Linked DNA regions of Mus musculus: regions 2 and 3 are each linked to region 1. Evidence: chromatin loops called from intact Hi-C (ENCODE). Cell type or tissue: gastrocnemius. All regions are shown on one strand.

Region 1 (8,000 bases):
CTGGGTGGGGCCTGGGAGTTTCCATTTCTAACAGATTCCCGGGTGACATTCTGGCTGCTGACCCAGGGTCCACTCACAGGGAGACACTGTCTTAGCTACTCCACCCAGGTTGGTGAGAGGTTGAATCAGCCTCAAGGGCAGCCCCCAGGCCCTGCCCAGGCTCCAAGTCCAATCAATGACTATTGATTTCACTGAATGGAAGCAGTGAACAGCAGAGAGTTGGTTGACTTTAGATTCCCATGAACAACTGGCTCCGTGATAGTCAGACCTACTGAGTCTGTGGGAAAGGATAGCCATGCATAGTTTGGACACCCATAGGTGAGAATCATACACAATGATGCCACCTTCAGCTCACAGTTCCAATCTGCATTTAGCCTTGCCCTATGGAAGCCTCTCTCCTGGGACTCCCATGTATCCAGAGGACAGAACACAGGAGGCCTGATAGGCAGGTCAATGCAATCGACGCTGGAGAGAGATCCTCTTGAGTCCATAATGGCAGTGTGTACTCGCTGGCACTGTGCTTCACCTGTGTGAGCCTCAGCCAAGGATACAGTTCAAATGACACAACTGTCCCATATCTCCATGGCCATGGTGGAGAAGCTAGCCTCATCACAAGCAAACCCTTAGAGGTGTCCAGCTGCTGCGACCCGTATTATCACTACTGCTGTCATGCCTAGGTTAGGCTTTTAAAAATTAAGCCTTGGCTTTCTCTATTACAGGATGACTATGTATGTGAACATGATATAGACTTATGCAATTGTTCCAAAATATAAATGAAATAATGTATGCCCAGTAGCTAGCATACAGCCAGATAAACATGAAGGATTGTTCCTAGCTGGAAGCAGATAGTCCCATAGCCAGTTTTGATTTGCTAGAGACTGTCTTGGAAAGCCCTCCCATGCAGTCTGAAACAGTTGGTCACCCTAGAACAGCACACCAGGCTAAGCCAATCCCCACTCTCCCAAGCAGTTCAGGGAGATTTTTCTGGCCCCTGTCAATGAGCCACTGCATCCTAAACCAGGCTCTGTACTTCCTCCAGGAGCTAAGTGATCCCAGGATGCCAGGATCTGTACTAAGGATAGAGAGACTCGACTAGGCTTGGAGAGGGCAGAGATGGAATGCGAGCCCACAGTCAGGCTCTCAGGACATCAGACACAGGACGAATTACACATCCAGGACCAGGATGACTGAAGATGGAAATTGTCTCTGAGGGTCAGGCTGGACCAAGAGGAGGGAGAAAGTGACATCCTGATGATGAATAATTCAGAGAGAGGAAGCCAGGGGCAGGAGGAGCTGCCGCAGGGCCCCTAGCCTGTTCTCAGCCAGTCTTTTCCTGAGCAGGAAACCTCCCAGCTGAGCCTGGGAAGCAGTTATCACTGGTGGGTGATTAAGTTACTAATCCTTCAGGGAGAAGACATTTAGAGGCCCATATTAAAGCAGTGCGAGGCAAAATTACATTCCGTTTCAATTTAGTTTAGCAATTCCCGTGATTTAGTTAAATGAAAAGCAATTGTTCTAATTAATAGTATTGAATGTTATTCATCAAAAGTGTCAAAACAGCTCCATGGCCGCATTTGTAACCCATTCTCCTGTCAGAGGTATGGATAATTTTCCAGGACGGGATGGGGCTCTGAGAGGGTGTGAGGGCTTTGGTTGGCGGGGGTGGTGGTGGTGGTGGTGTCAAGGGCATGTACATGGAGTGTGTACACGTGACCTGAGTGTGGCTATATGGGTCCATATGCCCTGGAGACATAGCAATCCTACCTGCACCTAACCTGGGTGTACATATTTATATGCAGTTATGCACAGAGATCAGTGTGCTTGAATGACTGTGAACATGTGAGTGTGTCTGTGTATTCCTGGCCGTGTACATGGATTACGAGTGTGCATAAGTGCCTCCAGGACTCATGTATTAGAGCATGTGCTTGGTGTGAATTGACACGAGTGCACACAGGAATTTAGAGAGTTGTAGGTCCGTATTGTGGAGGTGTGTGTACATCAGTGATTTCGAAGATCTGTTGCTATCCAGGAAGACACAGACATTGTGAGCAGACATCTGCATGGGGGTTGCGGGGTGGCTCCACGAGGATGTGGATAGATCAAGGCAAAGGATGAAGGGAATCTGTTACCCCAGGAATAGCACAGCCAGTTCTTTCCCCCCTTCCCTGTGTCATCAAGTGACTTCTTGATGCTGAGACACTGTCATTTGGATGTAGGGGCTGAGACTTTTTCTCATGCTCACTGCTGTATTCTCAGCATCAAAAAGCGACCTTGGCATACAGCAAGCCTCCATAATACATCTTAATAGATTATATTAGTGATGGATGCATGAGAATAGTGGGATAGATATCAGGGCACATGCATGGCTTGATAGAAGGGTGGCTGGTTTGTTAAGAGGATAGGTGGGGGAAGGAGAAAAAACCTGGATGGATGGATGGATGGATGGATGGATGGATGGAAGGAAGACAATAAGGCCCGCTGGGGCCTGTAGTCATGGGTGAGTTCCCAGTCTCATCTCAGTGTAGAGCCCAAGTTTCTTTGGCCCTCAGCATCGCTCTACAAAACCTCCGTGGAAAATTCCATCCTGGACAGTCAGCAGGCTCAGAAGCCTCACAAGTTGCCAGGATCAACCAAGGCCAAATATTGCAGAGCTCAGAGCAGAAAGGACAAGGATTTTTTTTTTAATTTGAGACACTGGGGAAAGCTCAGTCTTGCTGGGATAACAGGAAAGAAACCAGGCCAGGCAGGCCCTATGGGATTTTTAAATAAAGCAGGGCCCTCCAGGAGCTCCTCTACCTTCAAGCCGGGATGCCTGCCTCTGGCTTATGATCCTGGGCTGTTGGCGCTCCCCAGCCTGCCCTCCCTATCCCTGGTATTCTACCTAGCCCACACCTTCCTCATCGGGGAAACTCGTGTCCATCCCGAACTCATGGTCAAGCAATTTACCTTCACCACAGCCTTAAGGTGATAAAGATATCTACACTAGGCTCCCACCTCCTCTGTCCTCGCCTCCTATTCAGACCTGGACCTTGGATCTCTCCAGAGTTTACCAATCCTGGAGATGCCCCAAAACACTCTCCACTAGGTTATAAGTCCTCCCACAGATATTTTGAGCTGAGGCAGCAGTTAACCTGGCCCACCTGCTGTCATGGCCTGCCCCCTAGTGGCTATCTCTGGACATACACTATCCCCACCATGGCACCAGCCCGATGCCCCTATTCCAGCTTCAACCAAGAAAGGTTGTCTTTTGACAACCTCTACAATGCCCCCCAACACACACACACACACACACACACACACACACACACACACACACACACACACACTTCTTGCAGGTCCTGAAGTGCCCAGAGTTTGGGATGTGCCAGACAGCTCCAGGCTGCCCACGCAAGTGTCCATCCATCTTGATGGTGATTAGCCCACAGGGGAAGTGTTAGGGTGTGACCTCTGAACTCACTGAGCTCATAAAGACAATAGCTAAGACTGTGACAAGAGGCACCAGGCGTCCTGTCTATTTTGGGGTAGCCCCAAGTATAGCCGGTCAGAACCAAGGGCATCCTGGATCGCATTAATCTACGTAGGAGTGACAGAGACAGGATAGAGGGTCCAGGAGACTTTCCGCCAGACGTTTCCTCCCAGCCTGCCAGGCTCTGCTCTCCGCCTCACTCACGGAATCCCTGGCCCTGGCCTCCGGACACCCAGCTTGCCAGCTCTCTATGGCAGATCAGCGACCTTCCTCTCCTCTCAAAGTTTTTTGTTTTTTTTTTTTTTCTGAGAGATTAGAGGCCCTGGCTTTTGGGGGGCCTAGTCTTTGTTCTGACTCTGAGGATAGCAAAGCAAGAAGGAAAAACACCTCCTCTCCCACCCATGCTGAGGTAATGGAGAACCTACCTGGAAACAGCCTCTGGTTTGCACGGTCCAGGCTCTATAGAATTCAGGAGGATCAAAAGCTTAATTGCTAGAGTCTTGGGCCCAACAACTGGCTAGAAACAGGAAGTTCTTTGTTACATACACGGCTGCTGACTATCCCTTTCTCTCCTCTCCACTTGCTTTCTCTACTGGCTGGTAAATAGCTTGAAAATGGCCATGATGAAAATATTTATACCATGGAAGCTGCCAAATGATATGAGATAAACTATTATCAATGAAGCAGGCTTGGGACCCTTCCCATGTCCAGGCTAAATGTCAAGAATCCCAAGCACCAGGGTCACAACCGTTTTAGAGCCACAGGAGCTTGGACTGTGTACTGTATGGCCCAGCACCCTAGTGCCACCATGTCTGTGTCTGCAGTGTCAATCCTGGGAGCACAGTAGGCATTAGGTCTGTCCTAAGAGTCCGGAGAAATGGGTTCTGCCTGAGAATAGTACTCATAGCACTAGAGCTTACCAACCCTTCACTTTCCACCGGTAAAACTGGGGGCAGGAGTACTCGGCATAGATCAAGAACTTCATAGGACAACCAGGAGAAATAGACTTGCAAGGCAAGCAATCAGACCCTGGCCAGCACCGTGGGACCCAGTCAACAGTGCCTGCTTATTGTCATCAATGCCCATCATTGCTTTTGCAAGGAGTATCCTTACTTCCTTCACACAGGATTTCAAGGCTAACCCAAGACTGGACACTTTTGGCACATGAAAAGGTCTTGGTCCTTTCCCCTTATATTGGGTGCCTTGAAGGCATGCAGCATCCAGGGATGGCCAAAGAGGAAGCATCCACTCAAATCCTCAGAGAAAGAGGACTTCACAATCTGCTTAATCAGGCGTGTCAAAAAACAAACAAACAAACAAACAAAACAAACAAAAACTATCACCAAGGACAGAAAAGGTGACTCTTGGTTTTCCTCAGAGGAAAAAAAAAAACAACAACAACAACAAAAAAAAAAAAACCATCTCAGATCCCTGGGTAAATGCACTACCTCTTCTGTGCTAAGAAACTGTTCCTTAGCACTGGAAGTAAAGGCATGTGCCACCAATCCAGGGTAGTGGCTATCCTGGTTGTCAACTTGGCTATATCTGGAATGAACTACAATCCAGAATTGGAAGGCTCACCTGTGATCCTCATCTGGAGGCTGAGAGATACAAGTTTCTGACCTGGATCCTGGCATGGAGATCTTGAGGCAGAGTGGCCATGAATTCCAGAAGATTAAGACAAGGGGACCTCTGAGTTCAAGGTCATCTGGGATTAAAGGCATGGTGGCACACACCTTTAATCCGGGCTACACCTTCTGCTGGAGACCTACTTAAGGACATTGGAAAAAGGAAGATTTACACTCTTTCTCTCCTTCGCCTGCTTGCCTTGTGGGACTGAGCAACTGCTAGATCCTTGGACTTCCATTCACAGCTGCTGCTGACCATTGTTGGGAGATGGACTGCAGACTGAAAGTCATCAACAAATCCCTTTACTATATAGAGACTACCCATAAGTTCTGTGACTCTAGAAAACCCTGACTAACACTCCCAGCTTTAGAATATGTTATTTAGGAATTCAGAGATCCACAGGAGTTATGCCCTCTTATGTGAGTTTCCGGTCTGTGCTTGGAAAAGACAGGAGGACAGTGAATGATTAACTAAAAAGAAGAGGCAGATAGACAGACAGACAGACAGGCAGACAGCCAGACAGATAATAGGTAGATAGATAGATAGATAGATAGATAGATAGATAGATAGATAGATAGATAGATGATAGGTAGATAAGACAATTAATAAGCAAACAAACAAATAAACAAATAAGTAAATAACATCATAAATAGACTCATCAGGGTGCAAACTCATATCTGGATGGACATAAGCAATTGTTTTCATTTCTTTGAGCATCTGCTTCTGTCTCTGCAAGAGGATAATGATTCTGATGTCAAAATGTAAGGTCATACAATCTCAGGAAGAAAGAAAGGAAGGAAGAAGGAAAGAAAAAATGTTCTCTCTAATGTGCAAACCTTAGCCTACAATATATAAATATATATGTATAATATGTGTGTGTTTTGTTTACATGTATGCATATATACATATATAAACAAAGCAAATGTATGTGTTGGTACAGTTTAACGTGTAGAAAAGAGAACATGGTAAATTTACCGAGAAGAAATGGTAACTACTGTGTAATAGGAAGAGCTGGGAGCAGGTAATAAACACTTGAATCATGAAAAAGGACATCAAGATAATTGATTTTTTTAGTTTTAATGTTGTCATGGATTTTTCAAGGGCTTGTTTCTCTCTCTGTGTGTCTGTGTGCATGTGTGTATGTGTTAGGTAAGTGCACACAAATACAATTGATGATAAAAGCATAAAATCCAGTGTGAGGCTCCACAGCTTTGAAATGGATATTCTAACTGTATACAAGTTCATTGAGATACATAGACTGGCTTAATTTCATTGTGTGATTTTTTTTGGGGGGGCAAGGTCTTTATGATAAAAGATTTTTGTTTTTCTTTTAAAAAAAATCCAAGGGATAATCTCTGGCACACAATCCTCAGCAAATGTTTGTCTTAGGTCTTCTATGTCACCATGCAGAGCTTTTGTATAGTGACCCCAAATGAGGACATTGTGTTGCTTACTGCCAAGAAGAACCGATGTAAAAATCTACCGCTTAGTTATTCAATTAGACCTGGAGCTGTAGTGTCCGTAGTTTTTCCATACGACAGTCACAGCTATCTTTGTCACTTTTCCATTACTGTGATAAGACACCATGACCAATGTACCTTATAAAAGAAAGGATTTAATTAGAAGATCATAGTTGCAGAGGGTTCCAGTCCATGGCCATTGTGTTGAGGAACATAGGAGCAGGCAGGCAAGTATGACACTGGAGCTGTAGCTGAGAACCTACAGCTTGACCTCTACAAGCACAAAGCAGAAGGAGATGCAGAGAGCTGTAACTGGAAATGGCGTAGGTTTTTGAAACCTCAAAGCTTACCCCCAGTGACACCCCTCTTCCATCAAAGCCACACCTCTTAATCCTTCCCAAATAGTTCCACCAACTGGGAACCAAGTATTCGAATATATGAGCCCATGGGGACCATTCTCAATCAAACCACCACACGAGCCTACCTAGACAGCAACACAACCAGGAGGTAGCACAGTAGTAGCAAGACGAAAATGATGAAGTCTTCTTATGATGGGTGCTCGAAGAGAGATGGAATCACCAAACCCTAAGGCCTTCCCAGCATGTATGTAATTACTTTCATGGGCACGCATGCATACAGATTTGAGTGGATGCATGGGCAAGGGCTTGGGCAGGTGCATCAATAGAACTTTTCACTGTGCAATTTCAAGTAAGCATGCCTATGAGGCTTATCAATATTAGGTTAGCCTATGGCGTGTCTACAATGAGTGGTCTAGAATAGGTTACTTGAGCTGGAAAGACCTACCTTAACTGTGGGTAATAGCATCCTGTGAGCTGAGGTCCTTTGCTTCATATGAAGAGAGAAGGCAAGATGAGAACTAACATCCTCTATCTCTCTCTCTCTCTCTCTCTCTCTCTCTCTCTCTCTCTCTCTCTCTCCCCCCTACTCACGACATATCTACAGATGCAATGTGACCGGCTGCCCTGAGTTCCACTGCCTTGATTTCCCTGCAGGGATGGATTGATCCCTTGAGCTGTGACACCCCCCCACCCCAGCTCCTTAAATTGCTTCTTGTCAGGTGTTTGGTCACAGCACTGAGAAAAGTAAGTAACTAAGCATATGTCCACGACAGAATGGGTGTATGTACACACATGCATTCATGTATAACTTGAGTAGGACCCCTGTGCTGATGTATGCTAGCATAGGATGTTATGTGTAGATCAGGGGATGAGGGTAGCTACATGCTCCGATGTGTGTCACTCTACCTACGATGTACAGATGACTGTGGCTGTGTGGGTGTGCACACCTGTACATATGTGCTTGTGTAGACTTTTAGGAATAGACAATACAAATAAACATGCATAAACAAGACGGTTGGGAGGCGAGGGTGACTTAAATGCTTAGGCAGACAAACAAACCCCCTCCCCCCTGCAAGGATTTTGGAA
Region 2 (8,000 bases), 110 kb before region 1:
TACAGCAGTGGCCTAAGGGCTGGCAGTGAGTTGGCTCTTTCTTCCTCTCCATTGTCCAGGCATCACACAGTACCTTGAGTGTGACTCTTGGGGTGCAGGATGGCCTAATGCCTGGACATCTCTCCACCCACATGCAATGAGACAGAGAATGCACCGTTCCAAACTTACTGCCCACCTCTCATGTATGGCATGCTGAATTCTCTATCTCCTGTGTCTATAGCTGAGGTGATGCCTAGAACACAGGACATGTGACTAATATTTGCTGAATGAAGAAACAGCCTAGCAAGGGTGGGAAGAAGTGATGGGGAAAATTTGCCTCATGTCATTCACGGTGCTTATTCCTTGACCCCACCCCCACCCCCGGGCCAAAGGCCTTCTTGTAGGAATATATCCTCAGTTAATATGGACTTGTTTGTTCTGCTTGGCATCACATATTAAATGCAGGCAATTAAAAGTGACTGTGTGCTGCAGTTAGGGAGGCTGGCTAGCCCTTAAAAGCACAGGCTGTTCCTGTGAAGCAAGAGTTCAGTTCCCAGCACCCACACTGAGTGGCTCAAGACCAACCTGCAAATCCAGAGCCAAAATATCTGAAACCATCCTCTGGCCTCAGCAGGCACCTGCACTCACATGTACACACTACACATGGCCACACACACACAAACACACAGTTAAAGTAATTCTTAAAAAAATAAGCTTGAAAGATGTCTCACCTGTTGGGGGCACTGGCTGCTCTTCCAGAGGACCCGGGTTCAATTCTCAGCACCCACGTGGTAGCTCACAAATGTCTGCAACTCCAAGATCCGACAGCTTCATGCAGACATACATGTAGTCAAACCACCAATGCACATAAAATAAAAACAAACAATTAAAAAATAAATAAACTCTTCCATTTGTCAAAAAATAGCAATGTGTCTCTTTTGTTAATACTTAGGTCATAGATGTCCATAATAAGGAGTGTGTTTCAACCTGACTCCCAAGAAGTCGGCCTGAGACAGATACTCACACACAACTCTGCTGTTGGCTTGCCTTTAAAAGACAATTCCTGGTTCTCAATCATGAGACATCATTCTCCATCATAACCCCACTCCACTTAATATTCCACATAGCCCTAATAGCCAAGGATTCAATTGCAATAGAAATGTATATGGTGGTCAAGAAGTTGACAGCATGCCTTAGCGGAGGAAAGCTAGATCGTGCATTTCATTTGAGAACTTGGTACCCAAGCCAAGATCACAAAGCCGAAGGATGAGATGCTAAATCTCAAGGCTGAAGGTGTTGCCTTGGAAGAACACTTGTGAAGCATGCACAAAGCCCTGATTTTTATATCCAAGACTGTAGAAATAACATATATAATGTAAGATCAGTGTAGACTAACTTTAGAAGCAAAACTTCCAGAAAGGGAGTTTTATTTGCATTCACACACATGCCATTGGACAACTCTCTGCCCATGCCACCATGTCTTTCTGGGTATCTTTTCTTACAACAGCCTACAGATATTCTTATCTGATGTCTTAGTTAGGGTTTCCATTGCTGTGAAGAGACTCCATGACCAAGGCAACTCTTATAAAGGTCAACATTTAACTGGGGCTGGCTTACAGGTTCAGGGGTTCAGTCCATTATCATCACGACAGGAGCATGACAGTATCTAGGCAGGCATGGTACTGGAGGAACTGAGAGCTCTACGTCTTGTTCCAGAGGCAAACAGGAGAAAACTGACTCTTCCACACTGGGCAGAGCTTCAAAGTCCACCCCCAGAGTGATGCACTTCCCCCAACAAGGCCACACCTCCTAATAGTGCCACTTCCCATTGGCCAAACATATTGAAACCACCATATCTGACAACCTTCCAGTACCTGTCCCCCACCCCCAGCTAAAACTCTCACATTCCGTGTTTGCTGTGCTTGTTGGCTATCTTCTCTGCCCGAGTAACTTCCATGAATCAGGAGGATCTGCCGTTATATTTGTAGCACTGGAGGAAAGTTCCCGCCCCCAACAAGTGCCCTGTAAATATTTGCAGAGGGAATGAAAGAAGAGAAACCCTGTCTGGAAAAACCAAAAAAAAAAAAAAAAAAGAATGGATGGATGGATGGAAGAAGAAAGAGAGACCATTTGGCTTAACAGTACCTGAGTTGGAGAGAAAGGACAATCCCAGAGTCTGTAGTTTTGCTCTAGGCTGTGGTATTTAGCATCAGATGCTGTTAATCTGGCCTCTGGGGGTGTACAAGCTTCATGCTTTAGGCCTTACCTGGTCAAGCCTAATTCTCCTCCTTTCTAAGGGGGATATGGCCATCCCTAACTGCAGCTCCTGCAAGCATCCTGGGGTAAAACAAGAAGAGGGCTCCTAGGGAGGCTTTGGTGGTCACCACTGTCAAGCAAATGAGCCCAGGTCCCTGAAAAGAGAGAGGGGAAGCTCTCGGCCCACACGGGATGGAGCTTGGCCAGCGTGGCTCTGAAGACTGCCTTTCAGTGGAACCCCGCCTGCCCACTTTGCAGGTTTTCTGAAGGCCAGTCTCTACCTAAGTAAACACCGGGCATGGGGCTGGGGCACAAGCCCCGTCTCTGTGGAATGGCCCTGCTTTCCAGCCAGGCCACAGTACCACCTGGGCCGATGCGGGTTGGGCACGAGAGTCACCGGCGTGGCTGTTTTGTATGGCCGGTCCTCCTGAGGTTGTTATCATTTTCCACTTTTAGAAATGGCTGAGGTATCAACCCTCTTTTCCAAGTGCCCTACCCCCTCTCCACATCAGAGAGCAGACTTGAGAGGGAGTTCACCTCCACTTGACATCTCCCCTCCTGCCGCGCGGTGGTACTTGGGATGCTGTCAAAGGAAATGAGAGGAAAAAACCAACAACAACAAAACCAAAGTGTTCACTCTGGCTGGAGCGTGGCCTCTTTTGCACGCGCTCAGATTGCAGCCTTGAGGAAGTGCGATTTGGGGGTTTGTGATTTGAGCTGAAAGGCCAGATAATTTTTTTTTAACTGCAGTGACGAGGCCCAGAAATGTTGATGCATGAGAAAAGAAATAAAACTATAGAAAATTTAGAGAAATTTAAAATAGCTGTAATTTTTGGTTTTGACCCCTGTATGGGTGGAATTTCTTGAAAGTCTATTAGCCTCCGTTTCTACAGACACGTAACAGCATAGACATTTTTATTTGATCTTAGATTTATTATAAATATTATTTACCATTTTACCTAGAAAATAACTACAAATCTCCTAACTGAATGTACTTTGATGCACTTTAAATTTTTCCTAAAGGGCTATGCACATCAAATTCTGCTCTGCAGAAATATGAAAGAATAGATACTTCAGTTTTACCAAAATTTGAGAGACCAGAAACTATGCGCAGTATGAGAAATTTTCCTAATGATCCCACACTCCACTGTGAAATCACTTTATATTAGAAATTTGTGTTGTTTATCATGGTAGAAAACAACAAAGAAAATAGACCCGGAAACCCATCTACGTACGTGAAGACAGCAATCAACCTTCTACTTTCTCAGATCTCTATGGAGAAAATCCCAAAACCATCAACAGGACCAAAGTCTGGACCTTCCCAGGAATATTCTAGACAGAAAGGAGACAAAGGATCATGGGGCCAACTTCCTCTAAAGCCGAGCAGAAGTATACACCAAACTAGGGGTACAAATGACAAGAGCCAAGGGCCGAATCCAACTCACCACTAGGGGGCAGCAACTCTATGTTCCCACCACCGCACACGGGTTCATCCATCCTCCAGCAGTTGTGTAAGCCCAGAGAGCTGGATGCTGATCTAGCTTATTTCTGGATATCCCTAAGGTCATGGAGAAAGCGCTGTATGATGAAGGCACAGACCTTTGCTCTGCCACCAGTTCGTCTTTTGTTTCTACGTCCAGCTCCTAATGAACTCTCTTGACAACAGAGTCAGGAACCCAGGTACTTCTAACTTAAGCTTAAAAATCCTATGGAAATACATGGGAAGGTGTATGAGAATGCTACATCAAATCCTAAATAGGAACTGATAAGACTGATCTCGTCGTTGAGCAGCAATGCCCCCACCGTATATAAACCACGGATTCTAATACCCTGCATCTAATGTCTTAGGTTCAGTGACTGAAACCCAAGAAATCAGCAGCTAATGTGAAACTATCAAGATGATTCTAGAAGCAGTATGTTGGGAAGTACTATTCTGAATGATTTTATAAAACATGTTTTAAAAGTAAAACATGTAAAAAAGACTTTAAATCTTTTAAAGGTGATAGGCATTAGAAGAATTTAATAAAGACACCCACACACACACACACAAGAAAAAGAAACAGTATCACTCTGTTTACAAGAGCCAAAAGAATACCGTATTTGAGACACGAAAGTAATTTGAGATCAGGGACAAAATGCAAAGATAAACAATGTGATTATAAAATTTAAAAACAAAACAAAGAGATTTTAAACCTTGAGCTCTGAAGAGATACTCTGTCTCACCACAGCTGATTGAAACTCACAGAGATAGGGTGTTTTTTTAATCCCTAAAAGCCCTGAGGTTATAGGAAAACACTCGGCAAAATCCTGAGAGAGAGAGAGAGAGAGAGAGAGAGATAGAGAGAGAGACATGTAGAAGTAGGCACTGCCATGACCCAGGAAGTTCTTGGGCTTCACTGTGCATAGGGTGGAACACACAGTGCCAGGTCTGTTTACAGCAGAGGTAGGATCCCCAATGCATACAAAGTCAACCGCCCTCCCCCCCCCCAAAAAAAAAACACTATGTTTCTAAAAGTCACCTTCAAAACACCAAGCACCATGATGAAGAATCAGACTGGGAGTTTCCACTACACAGACCCAGTGGGTTGTCACAGAACAATCAATTGTGCCTGAAGATGCGTCCAGAACCAAAAATCACAAGATAATTTAAAAACCGGGATGGGGGGATAACTGTGCTCAGCCAAAAAAAAAAAAAAAAAAAAAAAAAAGGCAACAAATAGCAAAGTTAGCTTATTACTCGAAAAAGGTGGCTTAAAAATATATAAGTGATTAAGGAAACTTGAGATATTTTTACAAGATAATACAAAGAGAGAGAGAACTGGGAAAATACTAATTCCCAGGCTCACTTGTAGAATTTCCCACAATCCTATTAAGTTATAATTGAAAATAATTAAAATTATATGTGCAATGTGATGCTTGAAATTAAGTCAAGGCTGCTTGATCTCCATGACTTTGTGTATGTATCTATGAAAAAATGTAGAATATATAAATGGGACCTCTGTATCACACTCTCTTCCCCAAGGCTCAGGGAACCTTGTGGAAGAAGGGAGAAGACTCAAGGGTCTGGGAGAACTGGGTAAAGTAATGTCTTTTAGATATGAGATGGCTGTCACACACACAAACTTACAGGAACTGTGAATACCTACACAAAATCAAGCTACTCAACACTCCAGCATGGGGAGGGGGAGTCTCATGGGTTCCTGCTCCTAGATGAGGACCTATTAGCAGTTTGTGGATGCTAAGGGAGGAAGAGTCAATTTTTTTTAGGGATGTGATGTGGTCCCTGGTAGGTTGACCATGCTCCAGGAGATGGCCCACACATGTGTGTATAGGCAGCACTTATTAGATTCAACAGGTTGTTTTAAATAGATAAGTAAATAAATAAAGTTGAGGGACATGAAGCAAAGGTGAGTGAATCTGGGAGGAGTAAGAGAAAGAATGGATGTGAATATGATCAAAATACATAATATGTACATATCAAATTCTCAAAAATAATAAAAGCATTATAATAAAATATTTTACTCTTATTAACGTTCAAGTATACATGATGTGTTATTAACTGTAGTCGCCATACTGTAAAAACAAACTCCGGAATTTATTCCTCCTAATTAATTATCCATTCATAATTAAAACTTTGTGTTTAAATTTAACATCCCCCAACTCCCTATCCGTAGCCTTTGGCAATCACTATTCTGCTCTCTGCTTCTGTAAGTTCAGTCGTTCACGGCTGCACATAAGAGCTTGCTGGGGCTCCTGTGGCTCCGTCTCTCTATGCCTGGCTTGTTTCACTTAGCGTGGTTTCCTCCCTCCAGATTCACTTCTACTTTTCAAAATACAAGAGGGGAAATATTTGCAAATTGAATTCAACAATGTGTGCATGAGCCTGAGTGTGTGTGTGTGTGTGTGAGAGAGAGAGAGAGAGAGAGAGAGAGAGAGAGAGCACAAACAGTGCTCCCAAAAAACCAATCAGTTGCATTTATACCCAAAATGTCAGCATGATGAAACATTGCAGAGATCTATTAATTCAATTCTTCTCGTTAACATATTAAAGGATAAAATCATATGCATATCACAAAAGACGTCCAAAAAACCTTTTGATGAAATTCCATAACCTTTCTTTGTTTAATAAAAAGGGCATCAAGCAATGGTCTTAGCAACCTGGGGGAGCTAGCTGCCTCGTGATATGGAATGGTGAAAGTGCTGCTCTCTCTCTCTCTCTCTCTCTCTCTCTCTCTCCCCCCCCCCCCCGCAAAAAAAAAAAAGGAGCTCTGCTGACATCACCCCTGCTCAACAGAGTATAGAAGATCCCACAGACCATAGGCAGGTAAAAGATGCAGAGGATTAGAAAGAAAGAAACGGTATGTTGGTTATATCAGACAACAAGATATAAGGTGACATACAAAATTATTACCATGGATAAAACTGTTTAGTGCCATTGCTGGATGTAAGGTATAGGTTAGCATCAGAATCATTCCTATGGCTTTTTGTTTGTTTGTTTGTTTGTTTGTTTTTTGTTTTGTTTTGTTTTTTTTTTTTTTGTTTTTTGAGACAGGGTTTCTTTGTGTAGCCCTGGCTGTCCTGGAACTCACTATGTAGACCAGGCTGGCCTCGAACTCAGAAATCCGCCTGCCTCTGCCTCCCGAGTGCTAGGATTAAATTTAAAACCCTAATAAAATTAAAAATTCATTCTTAAAAGTACCATAAATTACAAGATATTTACGATTTACTTAAATCTCTAAAAAAGAAAATTCAGGAAGAAATTTATTTTATTTTATTTTTTACATTATACTTAAAGACTTAAGATAAATTCCAAATACAGAGCCTCTCTGGTTTAAAAAAGGCAATAACTTCAAGATTCATATATGAATAAATGTTTCTAATAAAATCATAAGAGGCTTTCCACAGCAGCTGATGAGCTGATGTTAAAATTCATAAGGAAGAGGAAAGTGCTGATATTAAACAAGACAATGTCAAAGAATATGAATGGCCACACTGCCCCAGCACCCAACCAGAAGGGTGATGGAGCCTAAGGAGCTAAAACTGACACCCACAAAGATAAAGTGACCTACAGGACAGAGCCACCCACAGGCAGGCTTCTCTAGGACATGTCTACTTATTTGGGGTGGCATTTATAAAACAAAACTAGAGAAGAGTGGATTAAATTTATTAATGTTGCAAATGGCCACCCAAACATTAAAACTAAAGGAATAAGTAAAATCCCTATCTCATGTCACACTCACACACACACACACACACACACACACACACACCCATATGTGCATGTGCGCACATGTGCAAATTCTGTATGGTCTGCAAGTTTAATTGTAGAAAGCAAAATATTAAAGACCTTCTGAACAACAACAACAAAAAAATACAGGCCAATATTCCAATCTTACAGAAAGAGAATCGTTTCTCAAACAAATTAAACGTATGAAAGACAAAAGAAAAAATAGAATGAAATGCCATTTTCTGCCCAAAATAATAATAATAATAATAATAATAATAATAATAATAATAATAATAAATGACTACACATAAATGGAAAGAGATGCTCTTTTCCTTTAAAATTCAGGATTTATTGCCAATTTGTGCAATAGGAAAATACAAATCAGGAACTTAGAAATCACAAACAAGAAAGGCTAAGGCGGTGGTAAAAGGCAGAGGCTGGACGCTAGAATTCATGGAGGTGGGGGCAGGAGAGGCTCAATGCTGTATGGAAAGACGGGCAGCATCTCTGGCCATTGTACATGTGAGATCACAGATTC
Region 3 (8,000 bases), 1.5 Mb before region 1:
TAGAGACACAACATCGAAGGGTTGGAAGCTGGAGGTGGGAAACACAAGTAAAGAGTCTAAGTGGCTTCTGGAAACTGAATTTTCTAGAAGGAAGTTGTGCTCGTGTGGCTGGCTGAGTGATTAGAACTTCCTGGTGGTGGGAAGTCGGGCACTGTGGAAATGGAGCCAAAATTATCAGGGAGTTCTTTTTAGTACCCCAATGGCTACTAGGTGCCCATCTCTGTCTGACCTAAAATCCTTTCCTGAATGTATGTGCGTGCATATGTGTGTTCATGTGTGTGCAGGTACATGTGTGTGGAGGCCAGGAGATAATGTCATATGTTGTTACTTAGGAGATGTCCACGGCTTATGTTTTTTTTTTTTTAAAGATTTATTTTATTTATATGAGTATACTTGTAGCTGTCTTCAGACACACCAGAAGAGGGCATCAGATCTCATTACAAATGGTTGTAAGCCACCATGTGGTTGCTGGGATTTGAACTCAGGACCTTCAGAAGAGCAGTCAGTGCTGTTAACCACTCAGCCGTCTCTCCAGCCCATTATGTTTGTTTTTAAAAATTAATCAATTAATTAAATAAATCAAATTATTGTATTTATATATGTTTAATATATAAATGTAACATATCTTATAAAATATATATTTCATAAATAAATAAATTCAATCAACAGAGCAATTAATTAATTACTTACTAGAGTGGTGGGTGAGTAGGTGGCAGTCAGAAGACAACTGTAGGAGATTTTTACTTTCTTCTACCATGTGTGTTCTCAGGATTGAACTCAGGTCACCAGGATTGGTGACAAACACTCACACTCACTGACCCATCTCAATGTCCCTGCCTTGTATTGGTACAGACTCTTCTCTCAGTGGTCTAGAGTTTGCCATTTATGCTAGCTGGCTGGCTAGCAAGCCCCGAGGCTCTGTATGCCTCTGCTTTCCAAGTGTGGTGATCCTAAGTGCATGCATGCCATGGCACACAGCTCTTATACAGAACGCCTGGGGATTGGATACAGGTCTTCATACCCGTATAGAAAATACTTCAATGACAGAGCGATACCCTTGAGATGCTAATATCCTTTTGACTATGAGGTAGACTATTCCAGAATGTATCAGCCTAGCAGATTGCTAGCTTCCATTATCCCCAAAGTTAAAAGTGTCACCAGGTAGCATCTGAGACCTGAGATCCTGGCTTTGCTATGGCTTACCTAACCAATGGCTCCACCTACCTATGTGAGCAATGCCTTGACGTGGGGCCTCCTTTTGTTCTGTAACTATAAAAATATCATGAGAACATTGCCACATTGGAATGCATTTTGGGGGGGGGGCGCGGAGAACCCGAGCCCGTGTTCCTGGGCCACGTTCAGCCATTTTGGGCTCAAGGATAAACTCTCTCTTTTTTCCTCTGCTGTGCAAGTCATGCTTTATGTCACCACGTCTAAATGCTGACAAAATGGATGTCCCTGGGAGCCCTGCAGAGGAATGCAGACCTGCTGACATCTTGGTTTTTGTCCCAGGGACATGGAAGCGCAGGAGTTTACTGTGTCTAGACAATGATGATTTGATAATGTCTTTGTGTGGTCACAAGTTACAAGATAGGAAACGAAAGGTCAAGTGTACATAGTAAGACATTTCCCATGCATTGTAAGGTCTTCTTAGTTCTTTTATTTCATGATCATTTTCTGAGCACCTACTATGTTCTAGAGATGTGCTCACTACAGGGTTACAGGGGTGAACGTGGCTCTTCTGTTACTGAATTTAGGGTCACTATCTGTACTCCAAGAGGTCAAGTTGGTCATCGGTGCTTTAGAATAAAACCATCAAATTAATAGCAAACTACATACACATGCACACTATTCATACATACACTATTCACACTGTGCACACACACACACTGCACACACATGCACACACTACACACTTGACTACAGGAATACACATAGCACGCACACACTATTCAAACTGCACACCACACACATATACACACGTACACACAATAGACACACTGCTCACACACAGCATTTTGGCAATTTTTTTTTAGAACTTCTTATGTGCTGTGTGTGTATGTTTCTCTCTGTGTGTGGTGTATGTGTGTGTGGTATATGTCTGTGTATTTCTCTATGTGTGTGGTGTATGCCTCTGTGTGAGTGTGATCTCTCTCTCTCTGTTGTGCATGTCTTGTGTGTGGGTGGTGTATATCTGTGTGTCTCTGCGTGTATGTCTGTGTATGTGGTATACAGAGAAGCCATAAAAGGAAGTCCAGTGCTCTGTTCTATCACTTTTGGCTTTATTTCCTTGAGACACCATCTCCACTGATGACGAAGCCAGGTTGGCAGCCATCCATGCAACCCACAGCACTGGGCTGCAGGTGCACATGTGGCCGTGTCTGGGCTTTTAACATGGGCATCCTGGGGATTTGAACTCAGGTCTCTATGCTTGTGCAGCAAGGGCTCTGACCTGATGAGCTACCCCCCGACCCCTTTTAGAACTTCAAGCTTTTTTTTTTTAGTATTAGAAGACATGACGTCAGTGAGCAGCGAAGTGAACATGGGCAGGTACCACAGGGGCAGTGTCTGGGTGTGGCCCTTTGTGAGACTCGAACATGGAGGACGTTGGCTGTGGCCCTGTCTAAAGGAATGAACATTTGGAAGCAGCCCAAGTGTCATCAACAGGGGCCTGGAAAAATAAATTGTGGTACAGATGGGAGCTGTCAGTAGGCTGACAGCTTCCTTAGTTAAAACGAAGGGCCTCAACGTATTGGGATGCAGAGCTGAAAAGGTAACACAGAATTGGAAAGCCAGCATTTTAGGAATTTGTACATGTGTGAGAGGAAATGAAAACAGGGCGGAGGGAGATGTATACTGCTTTTATGCATCAATGAACAAATTAATGCCTCACTGATTAAGTCTTTACCATCTCTCAGATCTCAGTTTAATACATGGCTTCTATGGGGAACCCTTCTCTGGCCCCTGGGCCAGGTAGGTACGTTTTATATACCTTTCCTTCAGGTCCCTTGGTACTGTTGTGTGATTCTGTAGTTAAGGTCCATCTTGCCCACAAGTTTCATTTATCCAGAGACTCTGGCCACTTTCTTCCACAAAGCATGGCCCAGTGCCTGCTACTCCCTGGGTGCCAATTCTGAGTGACCGAGGCTTTGAGCTCAGGATTCTTGTTTGCAAAAAAGGACAACAATGCCTTTTTAATGTTTTTACAATCGAAAAAGTGTGTGTCTGTGTATGTAGGTGCAGGAGTACATGCCTATGGAGGCCAGCAGTCAGTCTTGGTTCTTGTTTCTCAGAAACTGTTTGCCTTGTGTTGTGAGACAGGATCTTTCACTGGAGTTCATCAAATAGGTGAGGCTGCCAGGCCAGCAAGCCCCGAGGATCCACCTGTCTCTGCTTCCCCAAAGCTGCTATTAAGTGCATGCCACCATGCCCGATGTTTTATTTACTATTATTACTATTGCTATTATTATTATTATATTGTTAAAATTGGGACAGGGTCTCACTATTTAGCTGTGGCTGGCCTGGGACTCACTATGTAGATCAGGTTGGTCTTGAATTCACAGAGATCCACTTGTTTCTGTCTCTCTAAGGCTGGGATTAAAGAATGGGTCACCACACATGGTGAGTGACTTCAAACGTGAGTTCTGGGTACTAAGTTCAGTTCCTTGTACCGCGAAGGCACATACTTTACTAACAGCCATCTTTTGAGCCCCTGTGATTCTTTAGAGCATAGTTAGAATTAACAAACAAACAAACCCAGATGAGCACAACCTATCAAAGAGGATGGTATTAGAACAGTATATTTATGTATTTATAATTACTTTATTAGTTTTTTTAAAAAAATGTGTATGAATGTCTTTGCTGTGTGTATGTCTGTGAGCCATGTGTAGGCCTTGTGCCCTTGAAGGTAAGAAGAGGGTGTTGGATCCCCTGGGTCTGGGTTTCAGACACTTGTGAGCTGCCATGTGGGTGGTGGGGATTAAACCTGGGCTGTCTGCATCAGCAGCCAGAGCTCTTAACTGCCATCCCTCCAGCCCCAGGACATTCATCTGTTTGCTGACCATGTTAACGCACTTGTACAAGAAATACCACATGTGACCACCAGGTGGTGCTGTGGTCATTCGCATGGGAGATTTGTTGGTTGGTTGGTTGGTTGGTTGGTTGGTTGGTTGGTTGGTTGGTTGGTTGGTTTTTGTTTTTCCCATCCATCCAACACAGAGCTTTCCTCTTAAGCCTGCAGGTTCCCAAGTGGCCATTCTGCCCTCTCAGTGATGCCAGGCTTGAAACTGTCTTCTGAGTTATGGCAGCTACTCCACAGGACTGGGTGACCCAGTGGGTAGACCAGGGCTGGGAGAGATGCGAAAGAGGCAAGGAAGGGTCCCAAGTACAGAACTGGGAGACGTCTTACATAAGAGTGGGGTCTGACTGCCTCCAGGCTGGGCTGCCGGTAAGTCCATAGCTTTAGTATGACTGTCCTGTGCCCACCCACAATGGCATGAGCACCCTTCTTGGGCCACACCGTGGGTGAGCACTGGGTAGGAAATTCATGAGTTTGTAAAATGTCACTTCCTGTCCTCAAGAAGAAGCAGATGGCACATAAACCTAGGTGTCATCCTTGGGTGTCATTTATTGGAGTCATTCAGCTGGGACTCTCCTTAAGGACCTGAGGATCCTCCCTCCATTAGGCTGGCCTGGCTGGCCAGCGAGGTCTAGGGATCTGCCTGTCTCTGCCTCTCCAGAGCTAGGATGACAAGTGCATGCCACCACACCCAGCTTTATCGGTGGGTGCTGGGGATCCAACTCAGGTTCTTATGCTCATTTCACCGACTTAGCTATTCACCCTCCCACCCCCTCCCTTCTACCTCTTTTACTTTCTGTCTTTGTTGCTGTGCTGCATCGTGTTCTTTGAGAGACAGAGTACCTCTCCGAGCATGGAGCCCCAGGCTCCCAGCAAAGAGCTACATTGTGTCTTCTTCGTGCTCAGCAGTTGGAAGGTTATGGCTCTGTGCATGCGTGGGTGGAGCCTACTGAGAATCCAGACATCAGGAACATCTGAGGGTTGCCAGGCACCCACTGGTGACCAGAATCACTCTGGGGTCCACTCTCCTCTAGGGTCTGCCGTGCCCTATTCCTTGTCCCTCCATGTCTGCTTCTGATCTGGGCTGACAGAGGACATGGAGCTGGGGGCTGGGCGTGGTCATCAAGGTGTCGTTACATATTATATTGGTTGCTTTTCCCACTTCTGTATTTACCCGAAACAAACAGAAGAGGAAGGCTTGGTCTTGGCTCAGGGTTTAAAGTGTGTTGAAGTACATAGATGTTCCCTGTGGCAGAGGCACGTGTGTGGCTGACTACTGATATCTTGGAGGCTCGGGAAACAGAAGAGTCAGGCTGGGGTGAGGCTCAACTATAAAACCCGAAAGCCTATCCCCCAAATAATCCATTACCTGCCAGGGTAAAATCCACTGTCAGCCGGGCAGTGAGACGTGGCTGCCCAGGGACGTAGCTCAGTGTGCTGGATCTATTGCTCTGATCACTTTCAACGGCTTCCCCCAAGGATCAGGGGACTGTGAACTTCCTGTCAGGGTCACCTCGCACTTCTTCCTGGATGCTATATCACACAAAGGTCACAGATACAGCAACTCCTACGCTTCTTCCTTTTGGCTCACATCTCCAAGTAGGACGCACTACGAATGAACCAAGGTCCCGGGGCTTGGGGTGTGGGAATCAATCGATGTGCTGGATGCAGATCAGTTCTTTGGTTGTTCTGGAACTCTATAGACCAGGCTGGCCTTGAACTCACAGAGATCTGCCTTCCTTTGCCTCCCGAGTGTTGGGATTAAAGGTGTGCGCCACCACTGTCCAATTGAGCACCATTTCTACTGGTACCCTTCCCTCCTCCCTCCTCTAGCACTTAACTAAACATTCTAAATTCTTATTCATCGCGCGGGAGCCACGGTGTGCTTGTGGAGCCCGGAGGACACCTTGCAGGACTCAGATTCCTCCTTCTACAATGTGGGTTTTGGGGATTGAACTCAGGTCATCGTGCTTGGCAACTATGGGGCCGTCTTGCTGGCCCCAAAACTTAAATCTAATGGCTCTTTGGCTGCGTCTCATCGGCCGGAGAGACTAATTCCTGTGAAGGAACTTGGGCTGCCTCAGTGTGAGTGAGCCAATAGACAGTGGGCAGATGCTGAGTCTGTGATGAACAGGGTTCTGGGGACACTCGGGTACTCATCGGGAGATGCTCCCTTGTCCTAGAGTGGGTGGCACTCTGGAGATTGTCTGGGTTTGCCTCCCCCCCCCCCGCAAAGTAGCCCCTGGCCTTGAGTAGTGGTGGGGTTGAGGGAGGGGGGAGGGGGAGAGAGTACAGGGCTAACAGCTGCTAGGCGACTTCTCATCTCCACGAGATCTTGGCACACGATTTTAGGTAAGCTCCCGTCGCTGTTTGCAGATTTGTGTTCCAAAATGAAAAAGCAGAAATAATCCCAGTGGGGTCACCAAAAACAAAAGGACAACACATATACCCTCCGTAGCCTCGGTCTGCTCTGTGCCCTGCTTGCATTTGTTGGCATGGGGCCTCCTCTGCCACAGGTCCCTGCTGGACTTGGATGCATACCACCAAGGGACCTTCGTAGGCCACAAACCTGTGTGAACTTCAGCTTTCGTTGCTGCCAACCCGGGAATTCTGCCATCTGCCTAGAAGGAGCTGGGGGGCCTTGCGTGCGTTTTTTTTTTTTTTTTTTTTTTTCCTCAAGCAAGGTCTTTGGATGGTAATTTTATCACAGGCAGAAGACAGACACACTCACACGCCCCCAAATCACTAATGGGGCCTCCCTCTGACTGTGCTTCTGCTCCTTGAGTGGTGATTACTCAGTACCCTGTGTAATTATTTAATCAACCCAACTAAGTCCTCAGCGTGAGTGGAGCCGGGGTAGCTGACCAGACCCCCTCCCCCACCCTCTCAGGAACACAATCAGCTGCAGAGAGGGAGAGGGAGTGAACACCCCCCCCCCTCTTCTTTCCTTTGTGTAAAGACTTGGCTGTGTGGGAGAGAACTGTGGCCAGGGGAAGGGGGCTGGGTCACCTTGGGACTCCCTCACTGAGGACACAGAAGGAGTGGTCTTCTGAGACTTTGAAGACACCGAGGACCAGAGAAGGAAAGGCAGCTGGCAAGGGACTCACAGCAGCTCAGCCTCCGAAGATCAGTCTCAGGCGCGGATTTCCTTCGCCCCTACTCCTTTTCCTTCCTTCCTTCCTTCCTTCCTTCCTTCCTTCCTTCCTTCCTTCCTTCCTTCCATTTCCTCCTTCCCGTTTCACAGGGCCTAGGCACACACATGCCTTCTTAGGGTCAAATGTGCAGTGAAAAGCTCTCTCTTCCCCTCTTCCCACCACATTGCCACCCTCCCCCTAGAGGTAACCACAGCTGTCAGGCTGGAGACATTTTACACGTTCCTTCTGTGCGCGCGCGCACACACACACACACACACACACACACACACACACACACTTAGCTGTGCAACCCCCAGAATGTTCTGCTCATCCGAACATCTCTCACGCTGTCTAGACCAGTGGGTCACGTTCAGGGATTGGTTGTATTCCTGGATGCATGAAGCGGTGTGTGGAGACCTTTTGATCCCTGTGCTGGGGAAGGGCTGCTCCTGGCACCCAGTGGGTGGAGGCCAGGATACTGCTAAATACCCTGTGTGACACAGGTCAGCTCTCATAGCACGGTGATCCTGACTGAGCATCAGTAGTCTTCACTGAGGCTGAGAGGGCCAGGTCTAGAAAAGTCTTTGCTTGTTCCCCTCCCCAGACACCAACATTGTCACTGTCAATATTATTGTTATGATCACCACCACCATCACCATCATCACCAGTATCACCATCATCATCATTCCCGCCACCACCATCATCACCAGTATCACCATCATCATTATCACCACCACCACCACCACCACCACCACCACCACCACCACCACCACCACCACTACCAGAGT

The links. Hi-C counts contacts between places; a loop is a spot of excess contacts. Peaks named below come from ENCODE experiments on the same cell type or tissue, not always from the same donor. Only the 100,000 strongest peaks of a DNase experiment are listed, where the experiment ranks them.
Region 2: it touches region 1 in a loop (6-fold over the local background); 19 of 42 quality-filtered maps call a loop at or near these places.
Region 3: it touches region 1 in a loop (4-fold over the local background); 21 of 42 quality-filtered maps call a loop at or near these places.

Annotation. Positions count from the first base shown.
Region 1 is chr2:159,049,244-159,057,243 of GRCm38, reverse strand. No RefSeq gene overlaps it. Among named protein-coding and RNA genes, the nearest start is that of Gm25090, 86 kb to the left of the region's middle. In gastrocnemius, a CTCF peak has its summit at 3,153 (motif pointing left); a DNase peak (open chromatin) is centred at 3,153; H3K27ac peaks cover 420 bases.
Region 2 is chr2:159,159,885-159,167,884 of GRCm38, reverse strand. No RefSeq gene overlaps it. Among named protein-coding and RNA genes, the nearest start is that of Gm25090, 25 kb to the right of the region's middle. In gastrocnemius, a CTCF peak has its summit at 3,683 (motif pointing right); a DNase peak (open chromatin) is centred at 3,691.
Region 3 is chr2:160,589,331-160,597,330 of GRCm38, reverse strand. No RefSeq gene overlaps it. Among named protein-coding and RNA genes, the nearest start is that of Gm14221, 13 kb to the right of the region's middle. In gastrocnemius, a CTCF peak has its summit at 4,084 (motif pointing right); DNase peaks (open chromatin) are centred at 2,356, 2,622, 4,099 and 6,631.